Linked DNA regions of Mus musculus: region 1 is linked to region 2. The links are chromatin loops, found by intact Hi-C in ENCODE. Cell type or tissue: left cerebral cortex. All regions are shown on one strand. Each heading gives the region's core, and the rest is flanking DNA. Links, peaks and the distances in the headings are about the cores only.

Evidence for each region. A loop is a pair of places that touch in the nucleus more often than their neighbours do. Peaks named below come from ENCODE experiments on the same cell type or tissue, not always from the same donor. Only the 100,000 strongest peaks of a DNase experiment are listed, where the experiment ranks them.
Region 1: a loop joins it to region 2, with 2.7 times the contacts of the local background. A loop is called at or near these places in 9 of 42 quality-filtered maps.

The regions. Positions count from the first base shown.
Region 1 is chr16:30,968,345-30,976,660 of GRCm38, forward strand. The region is part of intron 3 of Xxylt1 (xyloside xylosyltransferase 1); the gene reads right to left. Gm15742 (a long non-coding RNA gene) reads right to left here and starts at 8,127. Exons shown (of 2, transcript XR_384807.2): 1 at 5,063-8,127; 2 at 1-1,595. In left cerebral cortex, for the core only: CTCF peaks have their summits at 3,346 and 3,646; DNase peaks (open chromatin) are centred at 1,106, 3,839 and 5,296; H3K27ac peaks cover 1,760 bases.
Region 2 is chr16:30,861,377-30,877,674 of GRCm38, forward strand. No RefSeq gene overlaps it. Among named protein-coding and RNA genes, the nearest start is that of Gm25375, 20 kb to the right of the region's middle. RefSeq lists an enhancer at 11,286-13,940. In left cerebral cortex, for the core only: a CTCF peak has its summit at 8,856 (motif pointing right); DNase peaks (open chromatin) are centred at 8,851 and 10,989.

The sequences.
Region 1 (8,316 bases), core at 317-8,316, 100 kb after region 2:
ACTTGAGACCCAGATCAAAACTGGTATTAAAGTTAGATACCAGCTCCAGCCACTGTCCAAGGAAGGTGTTCAAACCCACCATCAGTTCTGGACACAAGCCTTCCAACCTTCCTTTTGGAGCCCTCTGTGCAGGGACGCCTTTCCTCTTGGGGCCCAGCTGTCCTTTTACTTTCTTCCCTGTGGCAGTTCAGGCTGCATGACTGCTGACCACAGAGGAAGTGTCATCATTGGGCCACATCCATGTCAGTTGGGCGTGCATCTGCATCTAGCCCACACTGTGGAAAAGCCTATGACCACAAACCCAGGGCTAGAGGAGAGTCCAAACTGCTCCCCTCGAGGACAGAGTTCTTAACACTGGCTTCCTCTCAGAGGTCTCCACCAGAGGGAGAAATCTGGGCTGTGGACATACCTTGTGGAAGAAGCAGAAAAGAAAAAGGCAACATGCCTAGCACGGCCAGGCCAGGCTCCACACGCCACCAGCAGACCCTGACTGGCTGCACTGCTGAAATCCACATGCCCTGAGCTAGCCAGCATCCTCTACTGGTTTCTCCTCCCTGATCTCTCACTAACCTCCCAGAGATTCCCTGACCCTTGCCCAAGACCAAGAGATGCCTGCCTCACGAGCAGGACTCTGATTGGCTGTGCCAGGCCTCCAGGCCTCGCCTGCTCAGACAAGGGAACACAGGAAGAAGGCAGACTCAGCCCCATCTTACACACAGGTGGGCACCTATGGGATCCTGGAAATTTTCAAATTTACCATCCTCTACAGAAGGACAAAGCTCTCACTGAGAGCACTCCCTGCTGGCTGTGAGCCTCTCCGTTTTGGGACCCTGGGCTGGATCTGGGGTCTTAAGGTCCCTGCAGAGCCAGATCTTCCCATCTCCAGGTCCTTCCTAAGCCTGACCTGTTCCACCCAGGAAGGAACCAAGCATGCATGGTGGGGGCCCCTCAGAACCCCTGACTGTGAAGTGTTCCTCCTTCCCCGACTCTTCCCGAGAGCTCCCTGAAGCCCTCTGTCACAGCAATGTGTACTCACAAAGCTCCCTGCCTCCCTCCCCGCTCAGGTCCTCTTACATAAGAGCACCTCTGGTTTCCCTGTGCCTGTGAAATGAGTGTCTGGGGAATCGGCTAAATGGAGCCGAGCTCAGCGGTGTTGACACAGCGTCACGTGGCCGAGCGTTTGCATAGTGGAGGAGCAGACAGAGGACTCTGAACCAGTCAGTGTGTCCTGCCCCAGCTCCTCCAGAACTCAACATTCTATCCCAGAGGATAGGCTGTGAGGGCCGTGTGCGGGATGCAGTATCTGACACCCGGGCACCTTTTAGGTGCAATCTCTCTTCCTTTAGCTTCAGATGGCTCCCCAGTATAGGAGGAAGGGTAAGGTATGACAAGACTGGGGCAGGAGATGAAGCATCAGGTAACTTGGCTGGTGGTGGAGGACGGCTTGCTTGCTTCCTTCACTGGCCAGTGCTGGGTGAGGCACCCAAAGTGCTTGCAGGGACGGGTCACTCTGCTGGGTACATCCTCAAGTGTTCTTGTTACCAGCTCCCTGAAGCATGCACCAGGGCCACTGCCAACTCTTGTGGAGAAGAGACCTGCAGAAAGAAGGCTAAGGCACTCAGGTGTGCATGGCAGCCTTCACGGCAGGGACACCGGTGCCCAGTGAATCTGGTTCTGCCGGCAGCCCAACAGAACCAAGCCAGGTGCTTCCAGAAGCCACTCACTCAGCTTTGGTAGGAAGAGAAACTTGGACAACCTTCTTTCCTGGAGCTTTAGAGAAGGCCGTGCGTGTTGAAGGATGTAGCCGGGTGACATCTAGCAGAGTCCCTTCTAGGGGCTATGTGCGCACACATGACCAGCACAAGCCAGCACACTCACAGTGACAGACACACACACGTTCCCTGCAGTCCGAGTCAGTGTGTCTTTGCCCTGGGGAGGCCATCCCTCCAGCTTCATCTTGGTAACCCTTCTCACAGCTCTTTCCCAGAAGCGCTGCTTTGTTTAGCTGGCCACTGAAATTAGGACAAGGGGACAAGTGTGGTCAGGTTTCCAATCAGGATACTTTTCCTTCTGTGTGTTTAAAATGGGACTCTGATGGAAACCGTAGGGCCCCACACAACAGGAAGCCACTCACTTCTCTCAACTCTGATGGGATGGGGCCATAGTTTGCTGGAGGTTCGAAAGACTGATCCCAAAAGGAGCCGTCTCCCAACTTCAAAAGGGTGAAAGCGCTGAGGCTGGGCAGTGAACCCCGACACCTTCCTCACGTTCGAAGCTTCTGGTTTTGACTTTGCCTTGGCTCTAAGATGAGCTTCTACAGTCAGCTAGTCTCCACTGCCTGGGACTCCTCATTTCTCTGCTGCTTGGAAAGAAAATAGGAAACAGTGGGCCCTACTTGGGGTGGGGCAATCTGCTGCTGGACGAGCGTTGACTCTCAGTTGGGGACAGCCTGTCTAAGCCCCTTGCTGGCTGTTGCTTTACAAAGTTATTGTTACCTATGTGCAGGCTGCTTTGCCTGGTGCCAGTGGAAGCCGGAAAGGGGGACTGGATCCCCTGGAAGTGGAGTTCAAGATGGCTGTAGGACACCATGTGGGCGCTGGGAATTAAAACTGTGCTCTCTGTAAGAACAGCCAATGCTCTTAACCACTGTGTTGGTTTTTCTGTAATGCACATGGCATGTATGTATATGGGTAGCTGGCATTTACTTCAATAATTATTACCTGCCAGCTACTTCATGAACAATTTATAAGTGATTTCTTTTAGTCATTATGGGACTTGGAGGTACAGGTTACGATAATACAGATAATTATGACAAAACCTGTCCCTAAGCACTCCTCTACACATTTACATACTTGAGCTGTCTATGCATGCTTGGGAGGTACACATTATTAAACCCATTTTCTAGATGAGGAAACTAAGGCTTTCAGGATGTAAGGATGACCGTCAAAATGCCCAGCTAGTAACGGTGAGACCTCTCCTTTCTGCTTCACTGCCTCTCAGGCCAGGCCACAGCCCTACTCTGAGCCCTGATGGGAGCTGGGAACAGTATGTGTCCGGGGCTTCTAATGGCCACAGAGTGACAGAGGAGACATGGACCATCTAAACCAGGCAGATGTATAAGACATAAGTAGATGAGAGCTTGCCATGGGCTGAGGAGGAAAGATGCAGGGCAACCGTTCAGAGGATGACATTTCTGCTTGGGTAATACAACTGTTTTGGAAATAGGATGGTGATGGTGGGACATTTGGGCAGAATTAATGTTATGGACTTAAAGATGTTCCAAACGGCAACTTTTATGTTGCATATATTTTAGCAATTTAAAACTGTGGCAGAAGAAGGCAGGTGTGACTTTAATCTCACCACTAGGGTGGTAGAGGCAGGTGGATCTCTGTGAGTTTGAGGCCAGCCTGGTCTAGAGTTACAGGAGAACAAGGATAAGTAGTCAGACCCTGTCTCAAAGAGGAAACCAAGTCGTTAGATACAGACACGGGACCAGCTCTCTAGAGACCCTCCTGCCACTGTCCGTGGCTGAGATCTCTCAGTCCGTGGTCTGTTTCCAGCACAGAATCAGTGGATGGAGCAGCTGTCTCTCTTCCTATGTCCTAGTGCCACACGGTTCCTCTACAAGCCACTGTGAGCTGTGTTCCTCCAGCAGGCCTGAGCCTGGCGTGCAGCGGGCACACTGCCCTCACCCAAAGTCAGCCCCCTTCATGTGTACTGCAGCCTGCTGCAGGCATAGATGTCACCAGTTTCCGTGGTTTCCAGAGCCGTGGACACCAACAGGAAGCTGTGGCGGCAGCAGCAGCTTGTGTAATTAGCATGGAATGTTCTGAGGCAGGCAAGAGCATGTGGGGTAGAGACAAGTTCTCAAACACACTTTCTGTGAAAATAGTTGGTTTTTTTTCCTCTTTTCACCCTTCTCAGGAGACGGAAATAACAAACCGAAGAGGAACCAATCATCCTGCACAACTCCCCATGCACAATGCGGGCCTGCGGCAGGTGCGTGGGCTCATATCTGCGCATGCTCTCTGTGGCAGGTGCGTGGACTCATATCTGCGCATGCTCTCTGCGGCAGGTGCGTGGGCTCACACCTGGGCATGCTCCCTGTGCCCATCATCACTCAGGCAGCTCGTCCCAGAGACACAAGGTGTGTCATCACAGAGACTGCCACCACAAAGCCGTCCAACTGGGGTCCACACTGTCAGCCCAGGTGCGGTGGTTCTGCCTTGGTGAGACACACTGCTGGCAAGAGTCAATCGCCATCCTCTTTCCCAGGCCACTAAGCCAAGCCACAGCCAGATGATGCACAACCCAGTGCCACAGCTGCACTTGAAATCTTCCTCAGTGTAAACGCTGCTTTTAGAAAAAGCTGCTTTTAAGTGTACCTCTGGTAAATATTTGAGATTTATTTCTTGCTGGGCATAAAAAATAGAGGAAAACAAGAGTGTAAGGCACAGGGATGGAAATTTTAGGAGGGCCTTAGATGGTACCTGTGAAAGACTCTCCTGACCTCCGCTGTTGTTCCCACCAAGTCACTGCTCTGGCAGTGAATGGGCACACTGTCCCGCCCTCATCGGTGGCCTTCTGATGGCCACAAGGATGATATTTACCCTGGACCTCCTGTCTACACACCCAGCACCGGGTCTTGTCTCCAGCGGTGTGACCTATGGGAATGGACGTAGTTGTAGCACACTGTTAGACAGTGTGATCTAGCCAAGAGGCAGGTGTCTGCTGTTCATCTGTCCTGACAGCAGTGACGCCACGCTCCCCACTTTCTGAAGACCCGATCCCAGGCCATGAGAAGCCGGGCCATCTGGCCATGCCCTGTCCACCCCAGGTTCCTCTGCTCCATCCACACTGACATTCCTGCTGATTCTGCATATGCCATTCTCACCAGGGCCTTAGCTGCTGTGCCCTCTTTCCTCACCATCCACACAGCTACCTTCTAATCAAACCACAGCCCAGAGGCCAATTCCTTAGTGAAGTCTGCAAGGGCCCCATAAGCCACTCTGACCCACTGAGTTGTCATACCGTTGGGGATAGAAATGGTGTCTTTACATACCTGAATCCCCACTGCCTGGCCCCGTGCCTGGCACAAGGCAGGGGCCCAGCCCACGCTTACTGAAGTGAAGTAGTCCAGACAGATGCACTTTCACCAGCAAACAGCAAGGGCTGAACTTGACTTTCCGAGAAAGGTCTCTACTGTGTCCACACAGCCAGGACTCCTGCCAGCATCGGTAAGGAGCTGGCACAGCACCAGGAGCACCCACAACACAGCACATGGCCGAGAGGTCGTGACTAGGAAGCAGCATGCTATCTTCAAAGTCTGTTGGGCCACTGCCAGAGACACACAGGCCTGGCCACACACTGCCACACTGTACATCCTCTGGCTAATCAATTCACAGTGCAGAAATAACAATGGGCCCCACAGTGCCTTCATTAACCTCCTAGATCACATGGGAAAACACAGACTGATGAGCACCTCAGGGAACCGAGCAAAACATCCCCTGCTGCAAAGCCTGCCTGGCCCTTGGGTCATTTTTCTTTTCTCTTTTTGAGAAATGTATACAATTTCTATGTGCTTTAGGTAAACATTTAAAAACATTAATTAGTCCCAGAGACACTTTGTATACTATAGATTTAGTGTAATCTGAGTAAAGTATGGTGGTTAGAAATGAATCTCTGATTATCATGTTTCCTGAACAGAAATGAGAACAGCTGGCCCTGTACTAAGATAAATATATGAAATTGGAACACATCAGAAAGTATGTCCTGCATGCCTTATTTTTTCAACAGTTAGCAAAGAATTGATTTTTAAATTGTATGTGTTTAATGTTTACAGTGTGATGATTTATATATACATAAATGGTTAACAAAGATAAACAAATTAATTTTATGTGTTCATTTTTATTATGTGCGCACATGCGTGTGAACGCATATGCATGTAGAATATCTAATCTATACTCTTTATAGCAAAAACCCTTAATCTAACAGCGCTATTGCCTTCAACCCCCTTGGTGTCCATCAGATCTGAGACTTCCCCAGCCCTACATTTTCTTCCTACCCTGACCTCTATGGCCGTAGCTATCACCTTGCCTCCAGAATCATCTCTGTGTAGTAAACACCTAGCTTTTGCCTTTGAGATCCCGTGTACAAGCGAGATCAAGCTGTCTTCCTCCTGTGCCTGGGTTATACCACTTAGTAGAAGGCCCTCAGCTCACACACGTTGTGGCCATGGCAGAATATCCTCCTTATTACAGGGTGAAGGATCTTCCAGTGTACGTTTATCACATTTTCTGTATCCACACATCCACCCGTGGACACTCTGTATCTGGCCACAGTTGTCACTGCTGCAGTGAACGCGGACTGCACTGCAGGTTTCCTTACAGCACAGACTGCCTTCCTTTGCGCACGCACACGCGGGAGCACTTCTGCTTTCCATATTGACTCTGTAAGTCTACAGCCCCAACAGCAATGGACAAGGATTTTCTTTTCTCCACGCCTTACCCACGTTTCTCTCTTCTTTTTGATAACAATGTGACTGAGGCGGAAGACTTTCCAACTGTCTGGATTTTAAGCATCTGTAGACTGAAATGATCCCACTGGACAGGCTGCCTGATGGGAGGCAGGCATGGGGCAATGCTGTGGGAGCTAGGGAGAAGAGGGGGGCACAAGCCCTACGTGGGAAGGATATCAGACTGGGATACCAGGCTGGGCCTAGCCGCCACACTAAGTGGTTTTATTTGGGAGTAAAGGGAAGTGCAGAAACATTGTCACACCCAGGAGCCAGTATTGATAGTTTCTGGATCCTTCCGAGTTGCATAGGCCGACTCCTACAAGCTCAGAATCCAGGAGAGACCTAAGTAAGCTAAGACAAGAACTAAATTTAAAACAGCAACAACGATGCTTTTTGCCTTTTAGAATTATTGATTATTCTTGTGCTTCTCCCTTGACTCAAGGGGAAGAGGAAGAGGCCACATTTTGTGTGACCTTTAAAATCTATCACACAGCCAGCCAGAGAGGACTGTGGCTCAGGACTTGGGCAACTGAAACAAAAAAGTGGAAGAAACAGTAACATTCTCTCACGCAAGCAGTACAAATGGCGTCTTTGTACAGCACGGAATGAACCTGTCCAGGCTCCCCAAGAAGACAGGAGCTGACCCCAGACTACCTCGATTCTGGTGGCTGGACAGGCCTAACGTGCATGTACCTAAGGGTCCTACTCAGCCATGTGATCATATGTTCTAAATACTCACTGATCAAGTGAACCAAGACTAATATCCCTGCAAATTTACCTCCCACTGGTATTTACTTTCATACGTTAGTACATATATAACTATAGTATGCCAACTAGTCCCCTTTCTCAATGCTACGGCAAGTAACTGACAAGAAAGTACTTAAGGAAGGCTATTTGGTCACAGTCTGAAGTAGAGCCCGCAATGAGGAGGAAGGACTGAGCCCAGCATGAGCTGTGGCAGCAGGAGCATGGAGCTCTCACACACCAGAGGGGCAGAGAGCAGAGAGCGATGATCCTGACACCTGACCCATTCACATCTTTTTTCCTCTACCTATTCAGTCGGATCCATAGACCAGCACTGCACACACTCCCTAACCCTCCCTGGATGCCTTTACAGGGGCTGTTTCCTAACCTAACCAAGGTGAAAATGGCAAGCAAGCATCACAGACAACCAGAGTCAGACTGAGTAAAGGCTCATGGTGAATGAAGATAGGAGCCTAGGACCATGGACTTAGCAGGACCACTCTGGGTGCCTGGTGCCATTGAGCTGACCTCGAGGGACCATGGTGTGTGAGTGGGATGCAGGGATAGGAGGCCAGGGGCCACAAGAGAGAAATGAGACTTCAGAAACAGAACTAGAGAAGTCACAGACAGGATGCAGCAACTCAATAGTAAGGTGTTACATGGCGCCCACAGTGGAGTCGCTCAGTTACCTCAAACAAATGTCTGTACACATCAGAGAGAGCAGGTGACATAAAAGCATCGGATCTTTACTTAACACCTTTAAAGTGTTAATGACGAAAGTGGCTCAGTATATTCTTTATGTAAAAAGAAGCAGGAAAGCTGGGCAGTGGTGGAGCACACCTTTAATCCCAGCACTTGAGAGGCAGAGGCAGGCGGATTTCTGAGTTCGAGGTCAGCCTGGTCTACAGAGTGAGTTCCAGGACAGCCAGGGCTACACAGAGAAACCCTGTCTCAAAAACCAAAAAGAAGAAGAAGGAGGGGGGGGGAGGAGGAGGGGGAGGAGGGGGAGGAGGAAGAGGAGGAGGAGGAGAAGGAGGGGGAGGAGGAGGAGAAAT
Region 2 (16,298 bases), core at 4,573-12,572:
CATGGTGTTTGCTTCAGTTCCTGCCTTGAGCTCCTGCTGGTACTTTCCTTCAAGATGGACCAGAAAATGAAATTAACCCTTTCCTCCCCATGTTGCCTTTGGTCGTGGTGTTTATCATGGTGATAGAAACCAAACTACTGAGAATTTTCAGCAGGGTCAACAATACGGTGACCTGTTTCTCGTTCCACTCCTTCTTCCCACATCTGAATGAGCTCCTGACAGGTGGAGATTACGTCATGAATGTATTTCATGCCAGACCCCCTTCTAGGTGCTACACTAGAAGCATGTGCCAACCTGTACAGATGATTCAAATCCTTTCGGGGTGAATGACCACCGCCTCCAGGTCAGCCTCACCTTGCTTATTACAGCAGCCCATATCCATGAGTGTAAGGACCTGGGTCCCCGTGACTTCTCTCAGGAGCACCAGAACTTCCAATCTTCATAGCCTAGGAACTCATGTTCCTACATTCTGGCTTTGCTGAAGGGACCAAGGAGTCCTCTCTGTCTCTGTATGTCAGATGCTTAGCATAACAGGCTGTGTCTTCCCCATCCTCAGCCCTTGTATGCCTCTCCCTGGTCCCTTGTGGCTCTTCCTGCAGGATCAGGTCCAGAAAACTGCCGTCCCCTGAGTTTTTCCCTTCCCCCACTACACAGACTTTCAGGAAAGAAGGCCTAGAGAGAAGACTTGAATGTGAGACTGGGGAAACCCAGGTCCAAACTTGCCCTATGTTACACTGTTTGCCCACTGTGTGACCTTGGCTCATTCACTCCCCGTTCCTGTGCCTCAGTTTCCTTAGCAGTGAAAGCTGGTCATTGTGCTGGAACATCTTTAGATAGTGTTCTCTCTCTCTCTCTCCCTCCCTTCCTCCCTCCCTCCTTCATTAGGTGGGCATCCTCCTCCTCCACATGTCCACACGCATATCCTGCGTTCCATCTCACTACAGGCCCAGAAGCAACAGAATGAAGGCTAGGGATGAACTCTCTGAAACCATGAGTGAAATAAGTAGTCCCCCCCCCCCTTAAGTTGTTTCTTTACAGTATTGGGCCCAGCAATGAGACTATGACCTGACACAAAAATAGCTCTATTTGGCATTTTAAAGGGGTTAAATAAATCAAGAATATACTGACAGGTCAAAACAAACAAACAAACAAACAAAAAAAAAACAAAATAAAACAAAACTCAGATATCAGAAAAGATAAAAAAAATAGAAGATTTTCAAAAGGAGATGGCTCAATGAATAAAGCCATGCAAGTGTGAAGACTGAGGTGCAGCATGCTCACAAGAGCTGGGAGGTCAGAGCAGCTGACCTGAAGCCAGGCAGGTGTAGCAGCCAATCTGCAATCCCAGGGCTTGGGAGACAGGGGATTCCCAGGGTAAACTAGCTAGCAGCGGAAACTATGGCTCTGCGTTCACCAAGAGCCTTTGTAAATAAAATGGAAAATGATGGAGGAAGACACACAGTGGCAACCTCTAACCTCAAGTGCACACGCACACATATGCACTCATATTTGCCCACAAGTGCCCCACACAAGGAACATGCAGATGCACACATACACACACATGTGCACACACATGTGCATATATACATACACATGCACAGACATGCACACATATATGCACGTACATGCACACACAAGCACATACGCACATACAGACATATGCATACACACATGACACATATACATACACATGCACACACACATTCACACATATGCACATACACACACATGCACACATATATACTAAAGAGGAAATTACAGAAGTGAACAATATGATCATTGAAAATTAATGATTAGGTCAGATGACCACTCTGCAACGGAAACAGCCATTCCTGAGCAGGCTGAAGAGCTGGGGAAAATCACAAAGCCACAGTGAGGCAGAAAGCATGCGATAAAGGTAATAGAGTCAAAACAAGAGGAGAATGGAGAATCAAGAGGCACAAAGGAGCCCATGAAGCCACCCATCACGCCTGAAAAACTCCTGGAGCAGAGAACCAGAAAGAGGTGGCATTGACTATGACGGTGCCCAAGGACTTCCCTCGGCTTAGGAGAGCTAAGGGCCTTGCACTGAAGAAGCACAGTCCATCCCAACAAAGGATCAGGTGATGGGAGCAGGACTCCTTAAGCATGGATCACCTTCAGGAGCGTGGCCATGAGCTGACAGGCAGAGTTTCCTCTGCCAGCTGGACCCCGCACCCATGCTTTACACCTGTACGCACCAGGAAAGACACCTTAGGGGGGACTGCAAGGCTGACTATTGATAGCTTGCTTTCTGCTTACCCAGCATTAAAGGGCAGACAGTCCCTTTAATGTAACAAGATCTCAACCAGTTTATCCTGTCCCTTCAAGGAAATGATGAGAGAGAATACAGGTGTATCAGAGTGAGGTGAAATCAGGGCAGATAGAGGTGGTTTAAGACCCAGAGACACCCCCTGGAAGAACCAGAACAGACATTTAATGTGTGGATGAAATGAGCCCAGAAGAATGACTACAGATGGGCGGGGGAGCAGGGATGCAGTGTCTTTGTCTTTCAGATCTGATAAAACAATACCACAGTCCTCTCTGCTTGGGAGGCTGAGCAGGTGTGGTGGTTTGAATATGCTTGGCCCAGAGAGTGGAACTATTTAGAGATATGGCATTGCTGGAGAAAGTGTGTAACTGTGGGTGTGGGTTTTGAGACCCTCATCCTAGCTGCCTGGAAGCCATTCTTCTACCAGCCTTCAGAACAAGATGTAGAACGCTCAGCTCCTCCAGTGCAATGCTTGCCTGAACACCACCATGCTTCCTGCCATGATGATAATGGACTGAAACCTCCCGAACCTTTAAGCCAGCCCCAGTTAAATGTTGCCCTTTATATGAGTTGTTGTGGTCATGGTGTTTCTTCATAGCAATGAAACCCAAACTAAGACAGTGGGTGTCCAGGTCACAGTGTGAGCAGTGCATGAGATGACGTCGTCTTCTCACATGCAAGCACACGTGTGTCCATTTCCCTCTCTTAAGGACACAGGTCACTGAATAAGGGATGTGTACAGATGTTCCTGAAAGAGCTCACACCTTCCTTGGGGCTGACTAACAAATTAGATCTTTTCTGATTGGAGAGGTTGGAACTTGTTTCAGGCTCAGAGCCTAATTACAATTTCTCTTGGACTGCCTTGATCCACTCTAATAGCCATCCCTGGCCTGCATCTGTGTCTGACTTAACATCTTTGGGACTCAGAAGTAAATGTTTTAGGGATGTATTAATGGAGCACAAGCTTCCAGCAACTAAAAGCCTAAGAACCTGCTCAGAGCATCCAAGGCCTATAGTAGAGGTCTCTCTACTCTGCTGTAACCACTTACCTAACATTTCCACCAAGATATTTGAAAACTGCCTTAATTTATGGTTTTTTCATTCTGTTACTATTTAAATACAACAACAGCAACAACATCATCATCAGACACCATGATGGGTCATGGTATTCAGGATAACCTAAATCTGTGCTTTCCATACTGATGTCTGTGTCTCTCATACTGGGCTCTGGAATATTCTCTTATCCCCTTTGTGGTGAGAGTTACATTTTTTGTTTCCACAGAACCCATCCTAGAAAGCTTTATAACTAAATTTCATCTCTGCAGGTCTCATCTAGCAATGCACCCTGGCATATCAGGGACTCATCCATAAGTGAGCAGAGAGATCAGTAAGGTCTAATTAAGTATTGACTAACTACCATCTATGTAGGTGGTTTTGAAACACAGAGAAATTAAAACAGAGGCAATCTCCCACACCAGGGCTTGATTTAATGATTTCCCTTCAACTTTACAGTGGCACATAATCCTTAAGAACTCTGTAAAAAGTATATCTGAATTCTGAACTTTCTCTACATCAGGGCTTCTTAAACACTTCCCATTCACGAGCCCTGAGAAATTGTGTGAACCTGCTAAGTCAGTCTTTAAAATGGGCATACATAAATTGTAAAAAAGTCATTTTTACAACAATTCTTTGGCATGCACGTAATTTTACCACTTATATTATGGTGAGATGAATACCCACAGTTATCTTCCTCTTTTTAATTATATATTTATTTACACTTCAAATGTTATCCCCTTTCCTGGTTTCCCCTCTGAAAACCCCTTATCCCCTCCTACTCCCCCTGCTCACCAACTTGCCCACTCCTGCTTCTTGGCCCTGGCATTCCCCTACACTGGGGCACAGAGCCTTCATAGGACCAAGGGTCTCTCCTCAAATTGATGACTGACTAGGCCATCCTCTGCTACATCTGCAGCTGGAGCCATGAGTCCCACCATGTGTACTCTTTTGTTGGTGGTTTAGTCCCCGGGAGCTCTGGGGGTACTGGTTGAGTCATATTGTTGTTCCTCCTATGGGGCTGCAAACCCCTTCAGCTCCTTGGGTCCTTTCTCTAGCTCCTTCATTGGGGTCCTGTGCTCAGTCCAATGGTTGGCTGAGAGCATCCACTTCTGTATTTGTCAGGCACTGGCAGAGTCTCTCAGGAGACAGCTATATCTGGCTCCTGTCAGCAAGCACTTGTTGGCATCCACAATAGTGTCTGGGTTTGGTGTCTGTATATGGGATGGATCCCCAGGTGGGGCAGTCACTGGATGGCCTTTCCTTCAGTCTCTGCTCCACACTCTGTCTCAAAAAGCAACTTTTAAAATTAAACCTTCTAAAAACAATACAATGCACAGGTCCACTAATTTGATACTTACCTGCTTTAGTACAGCAGTGGGGAAATATTTAATTTTCTTTTTGTTTTCTGTAAGTTAGCCATTGTATTACTATGAGAGCAAAATGCTTTCCTTTTCTTTTTTTCTTTTTTTATTATTAATTAATTTTTTTACACTCCATATTTTATTCCCTCCACTCCCCGGCAAAATGCTTCCTATGTGCAGTAAAAACACAGTATCTCATGACAGGCCACTGTCTCATGTCTGAGATGAGGTATTTCAGGCAGTGTTTGCGGGTGCAGGTGCCGCCTGCTGTGATGACATCACAGAGCCCAGTGTTTGTTGTGGTCAGCATCACACTGTGCAAGGCAGGACGAGGACTTCCAGGCACATCTCAGATTCATTCGAAGTTTGGTTTCTGAAATTATTTTTGGTCATTGTGCGCTGAAGAAACTTTCACAGTTGTCAACTTTGTTGTGACCTCCACACTCAGTTTACCCAATCCCAAATGGGGTAACACTCACTGTTTAAAGAGCTTGGCTCTACATTACCATCCTGAACTATGGCATTGCAACAAGCTGCAGCTCCCTGATAGTGAGCAAAGGCATCAAGCCCTCCCCTCACTCCCAACTTATTCCTCTTTGGCCTCCACAAAACATTAGACATCTTAAATCCTGACACCCATACAAGTTGCCATAGGGGTCGTTGCAGATCTGACTGAATTCAAACTTTTGAGACAAGGGTAATCAGGTTACCTGATGAGTGGGCTGGGGTGGGGTGACATTTCTCTGAGGTCCTCATGCCTAGTGAGTAAGGTCAAGAGAGACCTGACCACACTCAGATGAGGTAGAATAAAGATAACTCAGGAAAGATGGGGTGGTGCTGTCTCAGAAGGTTAAAAAGATGAGACCATGTCCCAAGTTGCTTTCTATAGCTATAAGAAACACCATGACCAAAAGCAATGTGGGTTTGGCTTACAGTTCTAAGTCATGGTTCATTGTGGTGGTTTGAGTAGGAACGGCCCCCATAGACTCCTGTGTCTGAGTGCTTGGCGCATAGGAAGTGGCATTATTAGGAAGGTTGTGGCCTTGTTGGAGTGGGTGTGGCTTTTTTGGAGGAAGTGTGTCACTGTGGAGGCGGGCTTTGAGGTCTCATATGCTCAAGCTAGGCTTAGTGTGGCAATCTCACCCTGTAGGTTGCAGATCAGGATGTAGAACTCTCAGCTCCTTCTCCAGCACCACATCTGCCTGCATGATGCCATGCTTCCGGCCATGATAATAATGGACTGAACCTCTGAACTGTAAGCCAGCCCCAACTACATGTTTGCCTTTATGAGAGTTGCTTTGGTCATGGCGTCTCTTCACAGCAATAGAAACGCTAACTTAGACGCTCATCATTGACAGAAGCCAGAGCAGGAGCTCAAGGCAGGAACCTAGAGGCTGGAACTGAAGCAGAAGCTATGGAAGAACACTGTTTACTGGCTTGCTCCCCTTGGCTTGCTCAGCCTGCTTTCTTATATAGCCCAGGACCATCTGCCTATAGAGGTGGTACCACCCATAGTAGGCTGGGCCCTCCCACATCAAGCATCAATCAAGAAAATGCCCCATAGGTTTGCCTACAGGCAATCTAATGAAGGCAATTCCTCAGCTGACCTCCTTCTTCTCAGTTGGCTCTAGCTTGTATCAGGTTGACAAAAAACTAACTGGCACAGATCCAAGCCAAGGACTATCAACAGCCACAGACAATGGGAAGAGACAAGGAACAAAGTCACAGTAGCCCTGTTGACACTTTCATGTACTCTTGGGCTCCAGAACCTTAAGAGAGGACATTTCTGCTGTTTTAAGCCATGGGGAAGCAACATGGCTTCCCACTAATACCACTTGTAAGGCTTGCAATGATACTCGCATTTCCCAGGCCCTGTGCTAACCCTTCTACCCTGATGCTTGAACTGAACACCTCTGGATGTCTCTGGATGTAATGCATGGGTAAGAGTCAGGTTTCAGACACAGGCAAGCACATAGCAGAGTTATCTTTTCAACAAGCTGTGGCCCCATCCTTGAAGTCAGAGGGGGCAGCAGGTTAGCATTAAGCAGGGAAGGAAAGAAGGCTGGTCCATTTCTGCTGTGTGTCAGCACCCTAGGTCAATGCATTCTGGGCTCAGATACCTCTATCCAGTCAGCACTCACGTCCTCCAAGGAAAGGAGGGAAACTGAGCAAAACTACTAGAATGGGCAGGTGTGGGAGGGGCTGCTTCTCTGGGGTCCTGTCCCGAGAAGCACCCACCCCAGCCCTCCAGGTCCTGTCCTAAAAGCCACCAGGAATCTGTCCACAATAGTGGCTCATTTCCAAAACAATGTGGAAAGAAAGGAAGGAAGAAAACGTCCCAAATCACTCTTCACCCAAGACCTGCACTCAACAGGGAAGAATGAAATGAGTTCTGAGGAAGCAGGTGCTCGTGGCTGAGAGGATGCCAAGCGGGCCTAAGAACATCTGCCAGTCCTCAGGACCCAATAGCCAACTCTGCTGACCCCTCCTCCAGCTGACACAGAAGGCCTTGTGCTGGGATCCCCACTGCTCACCTCTGGGAAATGGTCCATCTGTTCACAGCTCACCAATGCCCCCAAAACACCGACCAGTGACACCACAGTGGTCTAGGCTGTGGGAACACACGCCCTCCTAACATTCACTCAAATTGACTGTGATCCTCAGATACCTGCCCGGCTTATTCTCTAAGTACCACCAGACTTGGGTCAACTTGCAAGAACTTGAGTTTAGCCAGGAAGGCAGTCAACATCTTGCACATAAATCCATACGGTGGATAGGCAGACACCTCAGCAAAGGAACTCAGAGTTGACACTTAACATTTGCCACCCTAATCCTTTTTCTCATGAGGTACACATCTCTTATCCCTTCTGGGTGCCTGCTATCTTGCCCTGAAATAGCCAGAGGCTAGGAGGTGTGACCTTAGTCCACTGAGTCTCATCAAAGACTCTTTTTTTTTTTTTAAGATTTATTTATTTATTTATCATATGTAAGTACACTATAGCTGTCTTCAGATACACCAGAAGAGGGCATCAGATCTCATTACGGGTGGTTGTGAGCCACCATGTGGTTGCTGGGATTTGAACTTCAGACCTTCAGAAGAGCAGTCGGGTGCTCTTACCCACTGAGCCATCTCACCAGCCCTCATCAAAGACTCTTAAAGTCTCTTCATAAGCTCACTTGCTCTGGAATTCATCAGGAGCCCAGGGTTCGGGGCATACCTAGTCTCTGGCCTCCTTTAGGTAGCTGCAAAGAGGCCCCGCCCCCTCCTCTTCATTCTTCCTTTGTTCTCTGTCTCCACACCCAGGGACCACAGCAGAGGCTCTCCACCATCTCTGTCCAGCAAGTCCCAGTCATCATGAGTCTTCAGGATTTTGTTTTTTTCCAAGTTAAACCAGAGACTCTGCCTTCTGATATTGACTGCCTTCAAAGAAAAGTCATGACGCACAATGCTGAAATATCACTCCTGCAAGAAGGGTGGGGGTGGTGGAGGCAAGATAAAGAGGCCCAAAGTCTCATCCTGTTTTTTCTTACACAGGAATAAAAGGACCAAGAAGGCATTCTGAGGAAACAGAGACTCTGAGGTTTAATGACCTGCCCAATGCCACACAGTGCCTTATATGGTAGAGTGTACTTCTTGCTAGTGACTCACTCAGAAAATAGATGAGGACAGGAAAGGAGTTTGAGCATATTCACTGAGTCGGGGCCGAACCTGTGTTGGGTTGTCCAAGCTAAAGGTTCAATACCTGCTTCCTGGCTCCGAGGCAGGTCCACTGAATCACAGCCCTAGGGAATAGGGGACAGGTACCCCACAGGCTGTTCAGAGAAGGTTTCAGTTTACCTGTGTAGGCTTCTGCCACACCACTCCCTCCTCCATTAACACCAGTTGCTCTGCCAGGGCAGAGTAGCAGCCTCTGGGAGGGGTACACAGGTAACTGCGGCATGTCCCGGACCTCAACCTCAGGACTGTCCCATGAACTACTTCCTCTGGGGACTACACATGCCAGAAACCTGAAGGAAGGAATGAAGACAGTTTAGTCACCGACTCTGTGCTCCCAACAGGACAGACGTCCAACTGCCTCATGGGTAATTCGAGAATCCTGAGTCCATACTTCCGCTTTGACAGCCGACTCTGTTAGTCCCTGCAACAGGGGGCGCTAGAGAGAGGCAGCCAGGCAGGAGGTGGGAGCCGGGATCTGCTTCTTCCTGTTTGTTCGCTGTCTCCTTCCTGAGGGCTTCCTGTTTCTTGGGCTCCCATCCCAGGCATTATTTTTCTCCTCGCAGCTTCAGTGGCATCTCCCACTCCCCCTCCCGACCGCCACCGCAATTTCAGTTGCATCTCCCCCGTCCCACAACCCCCTTCCAATCCTTGAACCGCCAACAGCAACAGCTGGCAGGTGACCTCTACTCATGTGTCTGAGCTAGAAGAAACTCCCTCCTCTTCCCTCATCCATAACTGCTTCTAATTACCTGTCAGTCTTTGGGCTCTTCCTGACTTTTTAAGCTACCTAGCTAACTTTCCTTAACAGCTCTTTACATGAAGTCCTGTTCTGGTAACTGGGCACTGACCCAGTATTGGGAGTAGACAGCCACTGTTGTGAGGTCTCAGGAGCTGTCCCTCTTTGATAACAATACCCCCTCACCGACAAAGCCTCTCTCCCACATACCTTTGATACAATGCTACTTAATGCTCAGTGAGAGCAACCTTTGCCCTACTGTGGCCTGGACATGATGCTGGTCACCGAGGCAAGTGCATGACTACAAACAGCTTTGTGACACCTTCCCCTGGGACCTATTTGTAAGGGTCCATGAAATATGACACCCCAGACTCAAATAGTATGCAAACACACAGAGTGCTTTATTCTGCAGAAGTCCAGCATGCTGGGGTCTCCCATTACCAATAGAGAGACAACCAAGTAAGCTTGCAGGCCTGATTTAAAGCACATTAGGGAAATCCAAGGTAGGTGACATCTATGTTAATCTGTTGGGTCCATCTCTATAAACATTCCATTACCAGGGTGTGGGGGCTGGACACTTGCTGAGGAAGTCTGGAAACTGCTGCTGACCCGTTGTCCTTGCTTCAGGCCAGGTGGCAGGCAGTTTCTAAGGCCTGGACTTGCCCGGAATTGTCCAGTTCTTGGAAACAGAGATTTAAGCCTAGTATCCTTAATTGCCTATTTGAAGCCTGTCATGGACTCAGCCAAGCCTTGTCACCATAAATGCTGTGGTTGAGTCCAGTTGAGTCCCCTTTTCCTGTCTTTCCATTTGAAACTCAAGAACCACAGACGATGGTTTGGAGGTTGTTTGCTTCCCTGCCCTCCAGCCCCACCCCACACACACACTCAGCTGTTAAGAGCTTGAGAAGGTGTTGTGGAACCTTTAAGAGGTGGGGAAATCCAAGATCAAACTGATATAAAACCCTGAGTCTAAGCTTTCTGGGTTTGTTTGTTTGTTGCTTGTTTATGCTTTGAGGGTTTCTTTTTTTTTTTTTTTTTTTTTCTTCTTCAACTAGCGCTTTTATTACTTGTTAATTACAGGGACTGTAAAGCTTTCTATAAAGGGCCAGGTGGCAAATATTCTAGGCTTTTTTTTTTTTTTTTCATTTTTTTTTTATTAGGTATTTAGCTCATTTACATTTCCAATGCTATACCAAAAGTCCCCCTTACCCACCCACCCCCACTCCCCTATCCACCCACTCCCCCCCTTGAGGGTTTCACATAGTGTATTTTTATCATATTTTCCCATCCCCCGACTTCTCCCAGACACCACCCTCCTCTCCTCATCCTCACCCTGCCCTAGACATCTGAAATGAGACTGCTTCCTTCTTCCCTGTGTGTTCCTACCACCCTGCCAAGGGCCCTCACTGGAACCTATGCCATTCTCTTTGAGCTTTTAATTTCCATAATGGTGAATTAAAGAACCTTGCTTTCTTCGGACATGACCTGATTCATGTGTTTCGTTATAGCAATGAAAAATGAACTGAATGAAAAGTAACACACTATAGAAAGCCAGGGCCCTTTTAGCCTGCTTACTGCCAACCCATCCTACAAATGAGAAAACCAGGAGTCAGAGATGGCAGGAGAATGGGCGGGGTCGGCGGCAGTCAGGGGACCACACCTCTAGCACACGTACTATGACTTCAGTGTTCCAGATCAAACCCCATCCCACTCTGTTCTAGATGTGTGGCTCTTGGGAAGGTTTTACAATCTCCTGGAGTTTCTTCCTCCACCAAAGTGGACACTTGTGGGACTGAGGAGACATGAAGTGAGTTTACAGTTGTAAAGTACTGGGAACAGTGCCAACCGAGTAATTCACCACTGTGAGCTCTGTCTGTCACCTCTTCTGGGAAACCTCCTACACTCTCATAGCCTTAAGTCAGATGGCTTATCATCCTTCCAGGAATCCAGTGCTAACATTTTTTTTAATTTTTTTTTTTTTTTTTTTTTTACTTTTTTGGATTTTGAGACAGGGTTTTTCTGTGTAGCCCTGGCTATCCTGGAACTCACTCTGTAGACCAGGCTGGTCTTGAACTCACAGAGATCTGCCCGCAGGAGATACTTGTCACCAGTGAAACAGAGCTCACACTATTGGCTTGGACCTCCTGGATACTGGTGGCAGCACAGGAAAGGGCACAGCTGGGCTCATGCACTCCTCCACCTTCTGTCGTGGGGCAGTGAACACTGACAGACCAGCATATAAAGGCACAGAGAAGCCCAGACCACAGTATGACGATTAGGATGGCAAGTTCAGCCTGACTGGGAGATACAGAAAACTGAAGAGCCCTTCCTTCCATGTGGGACAGGACAGGCATGTGGGACAGGACAGGCATGTGGTACAGGACAGGCATGTGGGACAAGACAGGCATGTGGGACAGGACAGACATGTTAGTCAAGAGATGCCCCATCCAAAAGCCTGCTGTGGAGCAATGGCTTTAAAGCTCTTTTATTTTGAAATCCCTTCTCCTTTTTCTTATCTTCTCTCTTCCTCTCCTCCCCACCCCCATCCCTTCTCTCTCCCTGCTACCCAGCCCCCATCCCTACCACCTCTTCTCCTTTATTGCTTAATTGAAATTTTACAGGGCCTCCAGTATATTTGGTTTGACTTACAAGTCTTACCCAGTCTCTAAAGTTGCTGTCATTTTCTGGAGAGAACATCTAAACGTTCTATTCGGATTTATCAAACCCCTCCCTCTCTTCCTTAGAGGCCCTTGATGTAGCACACTATTTTTAGACATGACTGGGAAATCTAAGACAGTTGCTTTAATTAAGGTTTTGTGCAAATAAAATACTCATTCCCTTTGTTCTTATTTTATGTGTAGTGTATGTTAGGTCAAGGAAATTTCTTTCATATTCAAAATGTGACTGACCATGTATAATTCCCAGAGTGAGGAAGAGTATATAGGCGCCCTGACAAGGTACCCGGAGGCGCGAGAAGCCTGCGACATTCTATTCACTTCACTGTTCTCACACGTTGGCTCAGATGGTCCCTCCAGGCTCCGTGGAAAAGCCTAGAAGCTTCCTCCCATCGCCAAGCTTCTGATCCTTGACGCTAACAAAAGGTTGGCTCTCAGGACCGGACAGACAACTCAGGTTGTTTCCATTTCCGGTCCCCAAGCTTTCCCCACCAAGTCCGGACTCTTCCTCTTTATGCTAGCCTAGCAGGTCACAAAGAGGCATTTGCACTTTCAGAAGCCAATTCCCCCTTTGGGGCGGAGCCAGCCCTAGAGAAAACTGTCGAGTACAACGGAGAAGAATGGAACCTATTTTTCCCATTCTCCTAGGCTCCGTGAACTTCAGGGTAATTAGACAGATGTGAAATGAATATATGGCTCTTTTTAATCCTAGGTCTTCTTAATTGCCTCAGTTGGAAGAGTCATTAATTTATGATTAACGAGATAGCTTCTGTACAAAATTCAATTACCCTGAGACGTGCCACAACCTGCTACCCAGACGCTCCGGAGTGGCTCTCGCTGTTAATCGCTCTAGGCTGGCCCTGCCGTCACGCAGCAGATGATGTGGCAGACAGAAGGACCATCCTAGAGGCCAAGCCTGGCCCGTGGTCAGAGGGAAATTAGAGAGCAGGTTAAACAGCTGGGTCTAAAGCCCAGAAGCAGCCGGGTTACGCCAGAGTGGCAGCCCAGGTCAGTAAGAGCCAGGCGGCACCCCGTGGCTCCAAAATGCCTTCTCTGCCACCAGAATCCTGCAAAAGTAACACTATAAGGTGGGAAGACAGGAAGCCTGCCTCCTGGGTTGTAGCAAGGGCTACGCATGGGAGGCCTCGGAGCTGACTCTGAGTTTTGTGCAGTTTTTCTGCACTGGCCTTGTGTTATTTGAAAGTGTGTGTGTGTGTGTGTGTGTGTGTGTGTGTGTGTGTGTGTGTGTGTGTGTGTGTTTATAAATATATTATCTTGAAGAATCCAATATACAGCATCTCCTGCCCGAGTGCATAAATGCTGACAGGCTAAGCATGTGATCTGCTCATGCCTCTTTCAGTGTATTCTAGGCCTTGATCCCAGGGCCTCAAACATCGATAGCACGTGCTCTGCCACCCAGACAAACCTACAGCCACACCTACATACCTATAACCACACCTACAGACGCACCTTCGCCATGTTTCCCTCATTTTGAACATGAAAATGAGGACTAAATTGGGCAGAAATCACAGAAGTAACAAAGTCACACCATACCCTCTGCAGCTCCGAACCCAGGCAGAGAACCAACAGCTAGTGTTTTTCTTTTCTTTTTTTCTTTTTTCTTTTTTTTTTTTTTTTTTTTTTTTTTTTTTTTTTTTTTTTTTGGTTTTTCGAGACAGGGTTTCTCTGTGTAGCCCTGGCTGTCCTGGAACTCACTTTGTAGACCAGGCTGACCTCGAAATCAGAAATCCACCTGCCTCTCTGCCTCCTGAGTGCTGGGATTAAAGGCATGTGCCACAAAGCCAGTATCAGCAGTTGCATCCAGTTAGATGAGGCTGGAGGAACTCAGGAATGCATCCATCAAGAGACAAAGGAAAGAAATGCTTTGCCTGACACAGGTAGAAGTTGTGTCCCTAATAGGTGCAGAGCCCCTGTATACCTAAAAGGTGCAGAGCCCCTTTGTACTTAATAGGTACAGAGCCCCTGTGTACCTAATAGGTGCAGAGCCCCTGGCTGTTCAGCCTTTGGGATAGCAAACTCTATTACTAGGAAACAAACCCAGGCCTTGCAATTTTCCTGCTGTTCTGGTGATCTGAGGTCTGCAGCCTTTAGAATGTAACCTACAGTCCTGTAATTGAAGAGCCAGTAAGTGGGCACCTAGGGAAGGGTGTGGGGGTGGGGCAGGCAACTGGAAAATGTGCCTGTGGGTCACCCTGAAGCTCTAAAATTCTGTGGTGCAGGGGGCGTCCGCCACCCCGCAAAGTTACTAAAACCACTGAATTATACACTTTAAATAGCTGGGTTTTATGATCTGTGAAACAGACCTCAATAAAGATGGTAATAAAAACAAAATGAAGGGAAGCCGACTCAACAAGGACACTTCTCCCAAGTGCCAGTGACCTCTTCAAGCTTCCCAGCTACCCCACTGCACAGACGACAGCTCCCTCCACAGGCCTCCTGCAGCTGCCTTCTTAACTTAACCTGCCACAGAGGGTGGGGGGGGGACACATCTTGAGAAAAGCAATGTGCAAAAAAATAAGAAGAAGAAGAGGTGGCGGGGCGAGGAGGGGGAGGAGGGAGGAGGAGGGAGAGGAAGAGGAAGGGAGGGGGAGAAGAAGAGGAAGAGGAGGAGGATGAAGAAGATGAAAAAAGATGAAGAAGGAAAAGAAGAGGAGGAGGAAGACGAGGATGAGGAGGAAAAGTTGTTTATTTGGCGCTTATATTTCAAAGTCTCTAGTCCAAATCTGTTGATCCTGTTGCTTTGGGGTTCTAGGGCTCGTCCATGGGGGCAGGACCTAGCATAGCACGCCTGGTATGCTCATAGCCACAGGGAAGCAATGAAAGGAAAGATGGGTTGAGTGCTCTCATGTCCCCTTTATGGGACATACCTCCTATATAACCCAACTTCTTCCCACTAGGCCACACCTCCGAAGTCTCAGCAGTCTCTTACAGCAGCACCACAGACCCGAGACCAAGCCTTCAACATAGCACAGCAGTTCACACTTAGAGCAATGCTGTGTCTTCCATCCAGACCAGTCCTGTGTGTCCAACTGCCCCAACGTCCTTGTCCCAACGTCACATAGGCTTGTCTGCCCCAAATGCATAAAGGCTGTGGGAGGCCTGCAGCCTAACCATGGATGGTATCACTAGGGCCTTCTAGGTTATAGAAAATCAGTGGTCCCTAAGCCCTCTACCCTCGAGAGTGTGTTTCCCTCATTGCAGACCCAGTGGATAGCACAGGGACACTTGTTTTGTGACCCCGAACTCAAGGACAGCTTCCCAAGCAGAAAATAAAAAATATATGTGTTGTGACTAACAATAAAAACAGAAAACCTTCAAGACCAATAGTGACATCACCACAGGATGGATAGCGATGCCGCTAATAACAAGGAAGCTGCTCAAAACCATTTTGTGGATGGAAAACTAGAACATTTTATTGAGCCACAAAGGCAGAACACAAAAATTTGACGGTGTGTAGGGTCCTTAACTTTTTCAGTGTGTCATTCCATCAGACTGGAAAAGGTACTACAATAGCCACAGGGACTTTTAATTTCTGTCTTTGTGTCTTTCTGTATTTTACAAGTTTCTGCAATGAGAGTATTGCTTTGTTTTACATTTATTTGCATGTATATACACGGGTGCTTTCAATATTCACGCATGTGGAAATCAGAGGACAGCTCTCAGGGGTTGGTTTTCTCCTTCTACCCTGTAGGTCCCAGGGCTTGAACGCAGGTTATCAGTCTTGGCTGCAAGCACCTTGACCACTAGTCATCTCACCAGCCCATATTATATAAAAGCCAGTCAGCCTGTAAGCCCTATCTGCCCAAGGACCAGGGAACTTCCTGGAATGCTGGGAGTGGTAGTTTTTGGAAATACTGTGGCCTTTAACGCCTTGTAACATGTGATTCATTGCCCTCACTGGGATTCCAGGAGTGGACCTGATTAGAATCCATCCAGAGTGGACAAGCTTCAAATCTGGACTTTAAAACTTGCTTCAAATTTAGCTCAAAATTGTGGAGCTGGTTTTTCGCTCACACATCTCAGGATTCACAATTTCTTAAAAAATTTTAACAGTTTCTCAAATTTTTATTTAAGGATTCTAGAAAATTACAAAGAAAGTAAAATAAAAGCAATACCACTATCTAGAAGAATAAAAATTATAGCTTATTTAGAATTTATTTTTTTAAAGCAAAGCAGCAGATTAGGTTGGCACCTGTATGTCCTCTTCTTCAGCTCTTTCCACTCTGTCTCTAGAGACAAGCACTTTCTAGATCAAACGTATGGCTAGTTCATGTTTTCAAGCTTCTATCGTATTAGTTTCATAGAACTGGGATTTTAAGTTATTTTTAAACTTGTCGACTCTTGCATGACCTTTTCCTGGAGACATGAACAAATGTGTATTTACCCCAGATAGGGTACTGTTAGGTCTCAGGAAGTGTGTATATGTCCAGAAATGAGTGTC